Linked DNA regions of Homo sapiens: region 1 is linked to region 2. Evidence: read pairs that join two places in POLR2A ChIA-PET (ENCODE). Cell type or tissue: Panc1. All regions are shown on one strand. Each heading gives the region's core, and the rest is flanking DNA. Links, peaks and the distances in the headings are about the cores only. Region 1 has its middle 37 kb from the start of MIR3141. Region 2 overlaps GALNT10 (polypeptide N-acetylgalactosaminyltransferase 10).

Evidence for each region. Peaks named below come from ENCODE experiments on the same cell type or tissue, not always from the same donor. Only the 100,000 strongest peaks of a DNase experiment are listed, where the experiment ranks them.
Region 1: POLR2A ChIA-PET joins it to region 2 with 5 read pairs; 2 of 35 experiments call an interaction of 5 or more read pairs at or near these places.

The regions. Positions count from the first base shown.
Region 1 is chr5:154,628,677-154,637,043 of GRCh38, reverse strand. No RefSeq gene overlaps it. Among named protein-coding and RNA genes, the nearest start is that of MIR3141, 37 kb to the right of the region's middle. In Panc1, for the core only: a CTCF peak has its summit at 4,838; no DNase peak of the experiment used is centred there.
Region 2 is chr5:154,193,439-154,201,158 of GRCh38, reverse strand. All of the region lies in intron 1 of GALNT10 (polypeptide N-acetylgalactosaminyltransferase 10), which reads right to left. Among named protein-coding and RNA genes, the nearest start is that of GALNT10, 6.6 kb to the right of the region's middle. In Panc1, for the core only: a CTCF peak has its summit at 3,669 (motif pointing right); DNase peaks (open chromatin) are centred at 2,118 and 2,824; H3K27ac peaks cover 364 bases.

The sequences.
Region 1 (8,367 bases), core at 2,977-5,476, 430 kb before region 2:
ACACAGCGACCGGCGAGAACGGGACATGATGATGATGGCGGTTTTGTCAAAAAGAAAAGGGGGATATGTAGGGAAAAGAAAGTGAGATCAGACTGTTACTGTATCTATGTAGAAAGGGAAGACGTAAGAGATTCCATTTTGACCTACACCTTAAACAATTGCTTTGCTGAGATGTTGTTAATTTGTAACATTGCCCCAGCCACTTTGCCCCAGCCATTTTGCCCCAACCTTGAGCTCACAAAAACATGTCTTGCATGAAATCAAGGTTTAAGGGATCTAGGGCTGTGCAGGATGTGCCTTGTTAACAAAATGTTTACAGGCAGTATGCTTGGTAAAAGTCATCGCCATTCTCTAGTCTCAATAAACCAGGGGCACAATGCACTGTGAAAAGCCACAGGGACCTCTGCCCTGAAAAGCTGGGTATGGTCCAATGTTTCTCCCCATGTGATAGTCTGAAATATAGCCTCGTGGGATGAGAAAGACCTGACCGTCCCCCAGCCCGACACCCGTAAAAGGTCTGTGCTGAGGTGGATTAGTAAAAGAGGAAAGCCTCTTGCACTTGAGATGGACGAAGGCCACTGTCTCCTGCCTGCCCCTGCGAACCGAATGTCTCGGTATAAAACCCGATTGTACATTTGTTCAATTCTGAGATGGGAGAAAAACCACCCTATGGCGGGAGGCGAGACATGTTGGCAGCAATGCTGCCTTGTTATTCTTTACTCCACTGAGATGTTTGGGCAGAGAGAAACATAAATCTGGCCTACGTGCACATCCAGGCATAGTACCTCCCCTTAAATTTAATTATGACATAGATTCTTTTGCTCACATGTTTTTTTTGCTGACGTTCTCCTTATTATCACCCTGCTCTCCTACCGCATTCCTTTGACTAAAATAATAAAAATAATAATCAATAAAAACTGAGGGAACTCAGAGACCGGTGCCGGTGCAGGTCCCCCGTATGCTGAGTGCCGGTTTCCTGGGCCCACTGTTGTTTCTCTATACTTTGCCTCTGTGTCTTATTTCTTTTCTCAGTCTCTTGTCCCACCTGGTGCGATATACCCGCATGTGTGGAGGGGCAGGCCACCCCTTCAATTACTGAGCTATTTTACCTCCTTTTTTTGGAACCAAATCTTTGAAATCTGGTTTGTATTTTGTACTTACAACACACCTCAATTGGACACTAAATTTTCACTAGAAACACTTGATCAGTATTTATATGATAAAAGTTACATTTGAAAAATAGCTTACATACCCTAGTTGTTCCAAGCATACTTAAAAGTTTTCCAATAACTGAATCAAATATAAGTTTGTAAATTTAAATTTAAATTAAATAAAGTTTAACATTCAGTTCCTTGGTTGTACTGCCACATTTCAAATGCTCAATAGCCACATGTGGCTATGATATTGGACAGCACACACGTAGAATATTTCTATTATTGCAGAAGTTTCTATTTGTTTTAGCATACTCCCTCATTTCCATCATTCCCTGTGTAAATTAGTATCAAGAGAGAATTATTGGATAAAAAAAGGAAGGTGGTTTTCAGAATACTGAAAGTTGATTTTAAAGAGTAAGATAAAAGTGAGAATAGTGTATTTACAATCATATTTCATAACTTATAAGGATACCCATGCATGTCAGGAAAAAACAGGATTCTCACTATTATTGCTTCTACCCAACATTATATTGGAGGTCTTAGCTAATGTAATAAAACAAGAAAAAGAAAAAAAGTGTAAATCTTTGAAAGGAAGATAGAAAACTCTATTTGTCAATGATAGGATCAGAGGTCTTAAAAACAGAAGAGAATTAATGACACAAACCTTTAAAACCAATTAGAGATTTCAGCAAGAGCTAAGCTATGAGCTCAACATGGAAAAAACCAATAGCTTTGTTGAAATCCAGCAATAATAATTAATCATAGCCCAGGTACAGTGGTTCATGCCTATAATCCCAACATTTTGGGAAGCCAAGGCAAGAGGATCACTTGAGGCCAGGAGTTTGAGACCAGCCTTGGCAACATAGCAAGACCTTGTCTCTAATTAAAAAAAAAAAAAATCAATCATAAACATATAGTAGGGGGAAAAAATATTGGCAAAAGCAAAGCAAAACCAAACATACAACATCTAGAAATACTCCAACCAAAAAACATCTTTCTGAAGGCATTTATGAAACTTTACTGAAAAAGTTAATTAAAGATCTGAATAGGCCAGGTATGGTGGCTCACATCTGTAATCCCAGCACTTTGGGAGGCCGAGGCAGGCAGATCACCTGACGTTGGGAGTTTGAGACCAGCCTGACCAACATGGAGAAACCCCGTCTCTGCTAAAAATACAAAAAAATTACGTGGTGTGGTGGTGCATGCCTGTAATCCCAGCTACTCCGGAGGCTGAGGCAGGAGAATTACTTGAATCTGGGAGGCAGAGGTTGCGGCGAGCCGAGATCGAGCCATTACACTCTAGCCTGGGCAACAAGAGTGAAACTCCATCTCAAAAAAGAAAAAAAAAAAAGATCTGAGGCTGGGTGTGGTAGCTCACACCTATAATCCCAGCACTTTGGGAGGCCGAGGCAGGCAGATCAAGAGGTTAGGAGTTCGAGACCAGCCTGACCAACATGGGGAAACTCCATCTCTACTAAATACAAAAAAAAAAAAAAAAAAATAGCCGGGCATGGTGGCACACGCCTATAATCCCAGCTACTTAGGAGGCTGAGGCAGGCGAATGATTTGAACCCATAGGCAGAGGCTGCAGTGAGCCAAGGTTGCACCACTGCACTCCAACCTGGGCGACAGAGCGAGACTGTCTCAAAAAAAAAAAAAAGATCCTAATCATGGCAAGATATATCATGATCATGAGCAAAAGATGTCAGTTCTTGGCTGGGCGTGGTGGCTTACGCCTATAATCCCAACACTTTGGGAAGCTGAGGTGGATGGATCACCTCAGGTCAGGAGTTTGAAACCAGAGCAGCCAACATGGTGAAACTCTACCTCTAATAAAAATAAAAAAATTAGCCAGGTGTGGTGGCACACACCTGTAATCCCAGCTACTCAGGAGGCTGAGGCAGGAGAATCACTTGAGCCTGGGAGGCGGAGGTTGCAGTGAGCTGAGATTGCGTCATTGCACTCCAGCCTGGGCGACAAGATGCAAACTCCGTCTCAAAAAGAAAAAAAAAAGATGTCAGTTCTCCTCAGTTTAATCTGTAAGTACAAAGCAATCCAATCAAACATCACCAAAATCTTTTGCAAAATTTAATACACTTATTCTAGAGTCACATGGGAGAGCAAAGGATAGGAAATTTATGAAACTAGAAGACCTAGGAGGAGCACTTCTATCAAATAACAAGACTTAGTATAAAGGCTTATTTTATATAATTAAGAGAATATTGTGTCAGAAATACATATTAGGAAAGAGCAAGGCGGGCCAGGTGTGGTGGCTCATGCCTGTAATCCCAGCACTTTGGGAGGCGAGGTAGGAGGATCACTTGAGGCCAGGAGATCCAGACCAGCCTGGCCAACATAGTGAAGCCCCGTCTCTACTAAAAATACATCAATTAGCTGGGCATGGTGGTTCACACCTGCAATCTCAGCTACTTGGGTAGCTGAGGCATGAGAATCACTTAACTTGAACCTGGGAGATGGAGGTTGCAGTGAGCCGAGGTCACGCCACTGTGCATCAGCCTGGGAGACAGATCAAGACCCCGTCTCAAAACAAACAAACAAACAAAAAACAAGAAACAAAAAACAAACAAACAAAAAGAAGGCATAAAGAAAACCTATGTTTCTATTTCACCACTTAGGTTATAGAAGAAACACAAACTAAAATGAGATAGCTGGCCGGGCGTGGTGGCTCACGCCTGTAATTCCAGCACTCTGAGAGGCCAAGGCAGGCAGATCACCTGAGGTTGGCAGTTCAAGACCAGCCCGACCAACATGGTGAAACCCTGTCTCTACTAAAAATACAAAATTAGCCGGGTATGGTGGCACATGCCTGTAATCCCAGCTACTTGGGAGGCTGAGGCAGGAGAATCACTTGAACCTGGGATGTGGAGGTTGCGGTGAGCTGAGATCATGCCGTTGCTCTCCAGCCTGGGCAATAAAAGGGAAACTCCATCTCAAAAAAAAAAAAAAAGATAACTTTTTATACCTAGCAGACTGGCAGAAATTAAAAACGACCATTCTGGCTGGACATGGTAGACCACACATGTAATCCTAGCACTTTGGGAGGCCAAGGTAGGAGGACTGTTTGAGCTCAGGAGTGAGACCAGCTTGGGCAACATAGTGAGACCCCATCTCTATTCTTAAAAAAAAAAAAAAAAGAAGAAGAAAAATGACAATTCCAAGTGTTTGTGAGTGAGTGGAAAAATAGATGCTCCATACATTGCTTGGAGGGAGGTGTAGGGAGTGGGAATGAGTAAAACTTGCCTGGGCAGCAATTTAGCAATATGTATCAAAATTTAATGTGCTATGGCACCTGGAGGTTGTCACCTCTTCAACCTAAAGGTTGCCCTTTGAGAACTTATCCTTGTGTAATGAAAGATGCTCATTACAATATTGTTTATAAGAAAATATTGGAAGCTGCTTAAACATCCATCAATAAAAGATTGGTTAGCCAGGTGTGGTGGCTCATGCCTGTAATCCCAGCACTTTGGGAGGCTAGGAGGGAAAGAGGGAGGGAGAAGGGAAAGAAGGAAGGAGGGAGGGAGGAGGGAAGGAAGAAGGAGGGAGGGAGGGAGGAGAAAGAAGGAAGGAAGGAAGAAAGGAAGGAAGGAGGGAAGGGAGGGAGGGAGGAAGGATGGAGGGAAGGGAGGGAGGGAGGAAGGATGGAGGGAGGGAGAGAAGAGAGGGAAGGAAGAAAGGAAGGAAGGGAGGGAGGGAAGGAGAAAAAGAAAGACAAGTAATAAAGCAAGGTTTAAGAAAGGGAGGGAGGAAGAGCGGGAGGGAGGGAGGGAAAAGGAAAATAAAGGTATCTTAACTTCCTCCTTTAAAATGTTTTAAAGCTCCCTCGATGTCCACTAGGAGGAGACAAAGAAACGAGACTAGAAGAGTCAAAATGCGCTTTATTCTTTATTGCTGGGTGGCTCATCAATGACGCCATGGCCTTCCTGAAGTCCCATCACCTTCTCCTCCTCCTCCCGCCACGTCAGCATTTTTTTTTTTTATTTTTTTGAGACGGAGTCTCTCTCTGTCACCCAGACTGGAGTGCAGTGGCATGATCTCAGCTCACTGCAACCTCCGCCTCCCGGGTTCAAGCGATTCTCCTGCCTCAGCCTCCGGAGTAGCTGGGATCACAGGCACCCACCACCACACCCGGCTGATTTTGTATTTTTAAAGTAGAAATAGGGTTTCACCATGTTGGCCAGGCTGGTCTCGAACTCCCAACCTCAGGTTATCCACCCTACTCGGCCTCCCAAAGTTCTGGGATTATAGGCGTGAGCAACCGCGCCTGGCCCACGCCAGCTTTTAACACGCGCGTCTGTTTCGCAAGGGGCCGCGAGCCTTCCAGGGGCGCTCTCCTGCAATGCCCAGACTCCAGGCGCCGGGAACGGCCGCAGGACCTTGGCAGCTGCGTGGTCCAAGGCGGCTCGTGGTGGTGCTAGGGCTCCTACAGGTGCCCAACCTCCAGGAGCGCGACCTCTGTCTCCGCGGCACTTGGTTCCTGCCTCGGTGTCCACCGCCCCAACCTGATGGGAGCTGTCAGCGCCCAGCTCACGCCTGCCTGCGCAGGTGGCGCCAGCCGGAGGCAGCTATGAGGTCGCTGGTGGTCTTGATGTCTCAAACACACCGGCTGGGAGAAATCCCCCCACTCTCCCGGGTTCCCCAAAGTGGATCTGCTGGGACAGGGGAGATACTGACTTCCACCCACCAAGCATGGCTGAGCACTCCATAGGTGAAGTCTGTGAAGTCCGGTCAAGACAACAAGTTTGTCAGTCAACACGCATTTAACCTCTACATGTCTCACCTGTCCAGCCCCAAGTGAGTTCTGTGCGTGTCTGTTGGGCAAAGGGGAATACAAAGCAAGCTCAGACTCCACCTCGGTCCTCTAGTGGCTTCTGGTCCTTGACAGTTATTTTGTTGTTGCTTGTTTTTTTTTTTTGAGACAGGGTCTTGGTCTGTTATCCAGGTTGGAATGCAGTGGCATGATTACAGGTCACCGCAGCTAATTTAAAAAAAAATTTTTTTTTTTTTTTGTAGAGATGGTGTCTCCCTATGTTCACCAGGCTGGTCTTGAACTCCTGGGCTCCTTTGATCCTCCTGCCTCAGTCTCCCAAATTGCTGGGATGATGGGTGTGAGCCACTGTGCCTGTCCTCTCAACAGCTTTTTATATTATGACCATTTGTCCCCTGCACTCTGACCACCCTCCATGCTAGAACATCTGCTCTTCTCAGAAATGGAGCTGGTATCTGTGTTTCACTGCCCTCTGATCCCAGGCCTGGCTGGCCCTAATCCCAGCGTCCCTCAGGATGTGAACAGAGCAGCAGCAAGCCAAGAACAGACACATGGTGAGGTTTCCTGGGAGAATGGGAAGAGCATTAGGCAGGGGCCTGTAGGCTGTGTTCTGACTCCAGCTCGGCTGTTATTTGCGGTGTAACCTTGCTTTGGTCTTAACCGTCTCTGGACTTCTGTCTCCTCCTCCCTCAAGCTCTTGCACTCCCAAGTCACCTTTCACCCAGATGATCACTTCTGGAAGCACCTTCAGTTCCTCCTCGGAATTGGTGTTCCTCCTGGTGAATGGGCCAAGCCGACCAGGACTGGCTCCTTGTCCCAGTGGACATATGTCCACGGAGAAGTAGTACCTAGCATCCGGGTACTACTTCTCACTCAATTCTTCAGTTCTCAGCTTAAACTAACTTTTAAAATTAGAGGCCAACTTTTTTTTTTTTTTTTGAGAGTCTTGCTCTGTCACCCAGGCTGGAGTGCAGTGGCATAATCTCAGCTCACTGCAATCTCGGCTCACTGTAACCTTAAGTTCAAGCGATTCTCCTGCCTCAGCCTCCTGAGTAGCTGAGATTGCAGGCACCCGCCACCACGCCTGGCTAATTTTTGTATTTTAGTAGAGTTGGGGTTTCACATGTTGGCCAGGCTGGTCTCGAATTCCTGACCTCAAGTGATCTGCCCACCTTGGCCTCCCAAAGTGCTGGGATTACAGGCGTGAGCCACTGCACCCGGCCTTAGAGGCCAACATTTAAAAATCAGAACAGTCATATACAAATTCTGAGCTGCTTTCGTAAAATCAGAAGCTCCAACCCATTTGGCCTGACTTCTTTGGCACAGGGCTAAGGGGCAATTGCCCTCTGCAGATGGAGACTCTGGCCCTGGTTCACTGCAGGCCCCACCTAGACGCTCACCCACATGAGCTGCCTGGCCCTGTGAACACTGTGGCCCCTGGCCAGGGGAGACTTCTCAGGCCAGGTGCAGTATCTCTATCTCCAGGGCCTGAACCTGGGACTGAAACATGGTAGTAACTCAGTAAACACTGGTTGAATCAATGAATGAATAAACACACGTATGTGACATTAAATCTAAATATACGTCTTTCATTCTGGCATTCAAAGCCCTCCTTGATTCTGTCCAAAACTGCCAATCACTACGATAGTGACAATAATGGTGAATACAGTAATAGTACACCACGTATGACTCTATAGCCCTGCAGAAAATTCCAGTTATTCCTGCTACAGCCCTTGGGATATGTATTATATCCCCCATTTTATGAATAAGAGGGGAAGCAATTTGCCAAGGGTCATACTGCTCCTTTGGGGACAGAGCTCAAGCTGGATGTCAGACCCCAGTGACTTCCAGTCCCATCCTTTCCACTCATCTCTCCGGGAGAGATGCATCTTCCAGAAAGCCTCTACCAGATAGGGTACCATGGCAGAGGTGGGAGGACCCAGAGAAGGTTCCAGGCCCACCCTCCAGGGGCCACTGCTTTTCTTCTGCATGGGAATCTTGCAAGGTGCTTGCCAAAATGCATCTTCCCAGCCATCGGGATCTCTGGCCGTGGATCCAGGAACCTGCATTTTCACAAGCAGCCCAGGAGATTCGGTTACACTGGCAGGTTTGGGATCCTCTGGTTTTTGAGAAGGGCTGCCCTAAAGGGACCACACAGGGACTCCAGGAAACCCTCCATCCCACTGGGCATCTGGGAGCCTTCAGGCAGAAGTGGGCATTGTCTCCTTGTTTCTTCACCCATTCTCAAGGCACTATGGTGGGCTCTCAGCAGTGCACATGCCAGACCCTGCCCCTGACTTGGACATACAGTCTCCTGGGGGAGACAGAAAGTAACCGACATGCAATCTAAGATGTGCTATGAAAGAAAAATATGGAGAGGAATGAGAGGGAATCAGAGGGGTCCCCCTTGGGGCATCAGGGAACCTG
Region 2 (7,720 bases), core at 1,545-4,044:
GAAAGGGTGAAGTGCCCAGGTTTGAGACCACTAAGTGCAGCAGGGGTGGTGGCCAACTGGAGAGCTAGGGTCTGTCTAGAGGAGACAGCTGTTCCCACATCCAGCAAATTCTTACAAAACTTGAACCTGAACTCAGCAGCTGAACTTTGATTAAAAAACAAAAAAACAAAAACAAAAACAAAAAAAACAGAAATTAGTATAGAATTGTTTTAAAATAGGAAATATTCTCATGGTTAGGTACTGGTAACATATGAACATTTAAAAATTAAAAAACCCAACTATCTATGGGCCATCACTGTTCAAGGCACACAAAACGTATCTCTGGGCTGCATCTGGCCCACAGGCCACCAGTTTGCAACTTCCATTAAAGTATACAGGTAAGGTGATTAAAAATACATAAAGGTCAAAGAAATTAATAAAAGAAGCTCTCTGAATGAAATAGCCATTAAAGTTTATTATTAATAAAATAACCACAAATCCAAATGACAGATCCTGGCTCTCCAAGAACAGAATTACTAACTTTTCACTGAAGTTAGGTACCAAATTTAGAAACTGGTTATTTCACAAATAGGCACACACACACACATACACATTTTAACTCTCAGCAGCTGACTCTGATCAATACTCAGGAGGAAACATGCAAAAAATAACAGTTTTCAGTTGAGAACATACAATGTGCTTTAGCAGCAGGACGTAATTTTCACACACACACCCCTGCCAGATGTTTCCAACCTGTTCCCTCGAAGAAACCCCCTTCCCTCCAGGAGCCCCTGTCGGCCCCTCTGCTCAGCAGCCCGCCTCTCAGAGGAGGCTGACATTTGTAACTCACAAGGGAGACCTACACAAACACACACACACAGAACCCTGGCGAACTGGGCTCGTGAGAGGCTGCCCGAGTGCAGCATCCAGGCGGCACATGGGACTTGCTATAATCCCTGCCCTGGCACGGCTGCCTGGGTATTCAGCTGAAAGAGCTTTCTGGAGCCAACAACAAGAACCAGGCTCATGGGGGTCTCAGTGATAACCTCCCACTGAGGCCTCCGCAAGTCCCTGTGAGCAGGGGCAGACCCACAGACTCGCCCCAGACCATCCAGTCAGTGGCTGGCGCAGATACCGGAAGGAAGCATCCCAGCTGGATTGGAATCCTGTTTCCATCACTTCCTAGCTGCGTGGCCCTGGATATGTTACCTGACCTCTCTGTACCTCAATCCTCACAACTGTTATTTAATTTCATCTAATCATCACCATGACACTAGGAAGTAGTGATGACTTTGCTCATTTTAGGAGAAGGAGCAGGAAGCCCCAGAGGTCAGGCACAGAGCCAGCAAGTGGCAGAGCTGGGCCTGAGGATCAGGTCACATTGGTTCCCAACTCCACACTCTCTCCTCTGCTCTCTCCAGTACAAGGGAGAGGTTTACAGGGTCTCCACAATACTAACCCTTCCCAAGAGACCCCCTAGTTCAGCCCAACACCCACGTAGAGGCACCTACCTCATCCTTGCCCATGGCAGGAAGGCAGAGCACGCATCCTGGAAGAGCAGCAGACTGTGGGCATCAAAGGAAAATAAAGCTCTACCGCCCCAGCCAATCCTCGCAGCCCACAGGAGAGGGATTCCAAAGTGCACCTCCCATCCCTGTCCTGAACTGGAGCCTGATCTGCTTGCATCAGATACAGTGCCACTGCTAAAAGTACCACAGAGCTCCCCTGTGGGTGCTGATTGACAACTTGGGAAGCTGCAGATAAACACACTTCCCAGGAACAGAAGTTCAAGGGCGGGTCCTGAAGCACTCCTGGGGAGAATGGAGTGGGTCCCTGGGGAAAGAGAGGTCTGTCTCCTGTCAGGTGGGTGGAGAGGAGTTCCCTGTTGGACCCTCAGTAGGATTTGTTAAATATGTGATCCTTGGCCAAGCCCAAACCAGCCCCTTCATGCTCTTTGGGCATGGATCCTGGTGTCACCATCCTTAACAGGCTCCCTAGGGATTGTGAAGCACCCTGAAGTTCAAGAAGAACCATTCCTAAGGCTAAGCTTCCAGCATGCAGCCAGCAGTTACTGAGTACCAACCATATGATTCACTTACTCACTCACCCCCTCAGCCATTCAGCAAATATTTTAGGCAAACAAGAGTGACCAAGAGAGAGGTTAGTTCCTGCCTTTAGGAAGCAGACAGTCTGGACAGATTAAAAACAATTACAGCATTGCGTGACAGATTTATATACAGGTCTCCGGGCCCTGGTTGGGAAGAATGCTAACCTAGGCTGCCCTGGCAGGAGTTAGTCAGGTCTAGGGGCAAGGCTGCAGGGAAGAAGGATGTTAGAAATCTTCTAGAGGGCCTCTGATCTAAGTAGGCAGATGAGAAAATCAAGGCTCAGAGGAGCTAAGACCCTTGAGTGACCCCTGGGGGCTGGAGTAACCAAAGAACACTTCCTGGAGGCAGCAGGCTATGAGCTGAATCTAGAAGGATACAGAGGGTCTGGGTTGTCCCAGGGTGGGAGTTGAGAAGGCATCCCCAACAATTGCTTCGCATTCCGAAGTTTCAGGAAGAGGGGTACCAAGAGCAGCCTCTGCATGCACAATTTCCTTCCCACCTCCAATAATCAGAGACTGCACCCACCTGGCTTCTTCCAGTTCTTCTGAACCCTGTGCTGTTAAGCCAACCACTTATCTTCGAATTGCTCACCTTCTAGACAAAGACAATGTTATGCAGCCCTCCCTACCTCCGCCAAAGGGAAGCCACAGAGAATTGAGTCCCTGCCATAGGCGAGGCACTTCACAAAGGCAGCGGCATCACCATGTTTACCAAGCACTTGTTCTGTACCAAGCATTGTGTTTGGGGTTTTACCCACAGTGACTCACTGAACCCTCAAGAGAACTCTCTGCCACAGTTAACATTACTACCATTTTACAGACCAAGAATTCCAGGCACACAGGTCAAGCTTGCCCAAGCCTCGGGTTTTGAATCAGGCAGTGTAGCTCCAAAGCTAGAGCACTATACGCAGCCCCACATGCCTCAAACCAAGAGGAACGGAGACAGGAGGAGGCTGAGGTAGAGGTTTCTCTTCCAGCACACACCACCACCACATGACCTTATGTGCTCCACTTCAGCTACTGAAGAGGCTGTCTTAGGGCAATGGTCCCTCTCACCTGCTCAGATGTCCAGGCTTGCAGGAAGGGCTTAACGGGCAGGGGTGGAAGACAGGTCCTTTGTCCTGCTCAGATATGGAGGAAGTATGGTGGTTAAGGACTCAGCACTAGGTCAGAGTTCAAATACCAGCTCCACCACTACAGGCTGTGCATCCTTGGGCAAGCACCTGCCCCTCTTCGAGCTTCAGTTCCCTCCTTCTTTCCTACCTGGTTACAACAATATTTAACAGATGTACAGGTAAAGGACCTAGCAGAGTAAGTGCTAAATAAATGGTAACTGCTATTACTACTATTAACATTATCAACCTCATTATCAGCCATATCATCATCATTCTTTGGATCAGTATCATTTTATGCTGTGGCTTTCATCACCTGAGAAAACTGAAGACAATTTAACATCTGAAGCTCAGCATTCTCTTAAAGCCATAGGGAAGGAAAAAAATAGGCCTGCTTTTTTCTTTTCTCTCCTATCTACACTCAGCAGAGGGCAGCAAACAGGAACCATTCAAAGATAAGAGGGAGAGAAGAGAGACACATGGAGAGAAAGCTACACACGCATAAATACACACCCACCCACCACAGCAAGCAGAATTGTTTAGCTTCCTCTAGCTTCCAAAGTATGAACACTCCACCTCCTCCAGCTAAGAGGGCCAGGCAGAAAAAACGTGGAAGCTGCAGAGACAGAAGTTCTTTTTCAGCTTGAGAGAAATTTTCAATGAATTGACTTTTAGTGTGTATGGGGGCAGGGGAGACAGTTCTCGGGACGTCTGTGAGGGGAAAGGAAGGCAGCGGCAGAACGGGTAAGTAAGATTCAATAAAGACAGCTTTCAATTGCTCTTTATCTCCACCCTCCACTGTGTGTTGGCAAGCATTTGCACCCAAGCCGTCCTCAGCAACAAACTGAGGTCCACACAGCTAATCATCTCAGCCAAGGGGTGGCAGTGCTGGAATGAGAACACAGACCTCCAGACTGCAGGTTCGGTGCCCAAAAATGGGTCCAGGGTGGCAAAGGGGTTTTCTCTCCAGGACCAAATCTCATCCCCAAGGAGTGATTACTGCCTGGAACACTGTGTCAGCAGGACTCTGGAGTGGATATTTGTGGGCTTCTTCTCTAGATATCTTTCTCCTCTTCCCAAAAGCAGCACCCAGAGTCTTCTCTGGGGAACTGCTCTTCTTAGATCTGGGTAACCTGACTCCACTCCTAGCTCTAGGGTACGTTAAGTCAATCAATACAGCTTCTCCTCCTGAAATCTGCGAATGGTTCAGACAGCACATTAGATCCAAAGTAGACCGGTAAGACCTAAGATCTTGCTAGAGCTTATAGAAAAGATGTTCTCTGTCTTTTGTAGAAGCTACCAGAGGAGACAGACCCTCTCCTCTAGGATCTAGGTGTGGATCTGAGGTCTGAAAGAGCTATTACCATTTTTTGCTGCCATGGAGCCTCAAAACAGAACAAAGCCAACACACAGAGAAAGTCAGAACCAACAGAAACCAGAGGAAAGGAGACCGAGCCCTGACAATGCCACAAACCTCTAGATCACACCATACCTGAAGCCAACTACAGTCACAGGAGCCAATATATTCCCTTACTCATTTCAGCCCACATGGCTCAATTTGTTTTGTTACTTGCAACTGATAGAGAATCTGAGGTGGTTCTTAGGCTCAAGTTCTCTCTGTCTGTCAGGGATAGCAGTAATGGTGCCATGTACTTCCCAGCCTTTAATTCCTCTACTCTTGTCCCTTTGCCACCTTAAATTTTAATCCATTTTAGTTGCTTTTAAAACTATAAAATGAGGCTGGGTATGGTGGCTCACGCCTGTAATCCCAGCACTTTGGGAGGCTGAGGTGGGCAGATCACCTGAGGTCGGGAGTTCGAGACCAGCCTGACCCACACGGAAAAACCCCATCTCTACTAAAAATACAAAATTAGCCAGGCTTGGTGGCGCATGCCTATAATCCCAGCTACTTGGGAAGGCTGAGGCAGGAGAATCACTTGAACCTGGGAGGTGGAGGTTGCGATGGGCCGAGATCACGCCATTGCACTCCAGCCTGGGCAACAAGAGCAAAACTCCGTTTCAAAAAAAAACAAAAACAAAAACAAAACACTATAAAATGTTGGAAAGAAAATGTACAAAAATAGATCTACAAAAAAATAGCCAGATAGGTTCCAGCAGATAATTGGTCTCATTAAGCAGTGGCCTCCAAAATTTGGGGTGATAATCTTGGCTCCTGAAAGAAATAATGGTAGAGAAGGATCAAATATTAGTATATGGAGGGAAAAAATTTCTCATGGTGAAATAGAACAAGAACTTGGAGAATGGATTCTGATCTGCGTTCCTCCCTATGGGAACTTGTTTAATTTGTTTCCCTTTTTCTCGGCCTCAGTTTTCATACCTACAAATTGAGGAGATTGGACTAGATGACTTCTGCAGCCCCCTGCCTGCTCTGATATATTTCAATCATTCAGCAAACACATCCTGTCTTCCAAGAGCCAAATCTTGTGCTTTGTGCTAGAGGAGGATGTGTTCCTACCTTAAGACATTTCCAGCAGGGAGGCCATGATACACTTCTTGCTGCGGGAATTCAGGTGTATATGCGCTACCTCCTTTCCCCACTCCACTGCGCATGAGGAGAAAGGTTCTCTGGAGAAACAAGACTCTTATTCAAGGCCTTCCCTTACCAGTTCTGACACATATATGGGATGCAGAGGGTCAGATATATGTAAAACACGAAACCTCTGCAAACACCGTCAGGAGCATTTAGCTGCCATGGGGCTTACTTGTAGCTGCCAGGTTTGCCTCAAGGTGCTTTTGATTCAGTGAGGAGATCCTGATGCCATCTCTGTGTAAGAGCTGACTGTGGACAAGGTACAATTAGCAAGCTAGATGGTTATCTTTTAAATGGGCTTTTGCTTTTCATTCCTGATTCCGTTATCTGTTACCGTGTCACTGGAACCAACAGATCAAAGGCTGAACATCCTTAGACTACAGCCTGAGAAAAGACATTCAAATATGAACATACCCTTAAGTTGTGGCCTCATTACAAGTTAGATACAGAGGCCTGTTTAAATATACTATCACTATTCAGATGTGTTTCCAAGCATACTCACAGAACCTCAGGATGTAAGAGTTGGAAAAGCCCTAACACAGTATCTATTCCCTACATTGCTAATGAGTTTCCATATGTCGTTAACTCTACTTGAGTAGCCCTGCTGAGAAACAGTCTGAGCCCAAGTCTGGTATTAGTAATGAAAAGGTTGATTAGCAATGTCTGCCCTGGCCATGGGAGGGGAAGCATCGTTACAATATGCATTTGCCTTTTCCCTTCTGAATCTAAGCCTCACTTAGCAGATGAGGAATCCAAGGCCCAGAGAGGTTAAACCTCTTTCCTGAGGACACACAGTGAGTTTAGGGCAGGAGAAAGGACTAAAAGCCAGGTCTCTGTTCCCAGGCCTTCCTCAGCTGGACTCCTTGGTAGACAGCAAGCCAAGAATGACAGAAAGAATGTAGGGAGCCGGATTTGTTCTGGCAAATCAACAACCCTTCCCTAGTGGCATCAGATTTCACCTGGGCATGCAGACAGAGGAGTGATTAGCAAGCTAAAGGATACTAGCCCTTCTGTGGAAAATTAAGGAAATCGTTCCAAGGCTACATTTCTATACTTAACTTTCTGATGGGCAAGGCTTCTGCCACCAGGAAGACTGAAAAAAGAGAAAAAAACATTGATTTCTGGATGTTCTAAGAATAAAGTTCAGCTCTAACACAATGAGAAAGAAATCCTGATACTTGAAAATTAAAGTCACCGGTATTCCATTATTCCACCAATTTCTATTCCACATATGCTATTTATCCAGTGAAGTCATTTTTCAACAAGAGATTATGGCTCAGAAATGAGGAGAGACTGCACTGAGTTTCTAACTTGAGCTTTTAATAACCTGTCCCAAACCTGGAATATGAAACAGACTGTTGAATTAAACCAAGATGTTAAACAGATTGGGGCTTGGAATGAGAGGGACCCACAAATTAAAAGGAAGATGTCTTCAAGGCTGGCATTTCTTGCTTGGTTTTGCAGCTTCCCAAGAAGCCAACTGTCTGACCAGATGACTGCTGAAATCCTAGAAGCATTATGTGTCCTTTATAAATCAGCTATCCCACCCAGCTCCAGAGGTACTCCCAGGATGAGCTGGCATGAGTTATGTAGACTTTCATTCTAGCAGATGATAAACACTATAAATTTGAAACTCCGTTCTTTAATCCAGTGGAGAAATCAAGGAGTTAGAGGACTACTCAAGTAGTGGATATGTTACTCTCAAAGAATCTTCTTTCAAACCCATATGGAACACATTTTTCATTTGGATAAAGTCCTGTCAGACTTCCCTCCAGAGCCTCTGCAGTTATTTCTACCAGAAGGATCAACGAGATGCTCAAAGATGATTCTCAACAATTACAAGAATGACAGGCTGAGCTCAGAACTGGTCAGCCCTGTTGAAAAAGCTCTGTATGCTCAAGATGCCAGATTTCCCAGATAGCAGCCTGGCATGTTACATGTATGTTCCAGTACACTGGGATGAGGGATGGA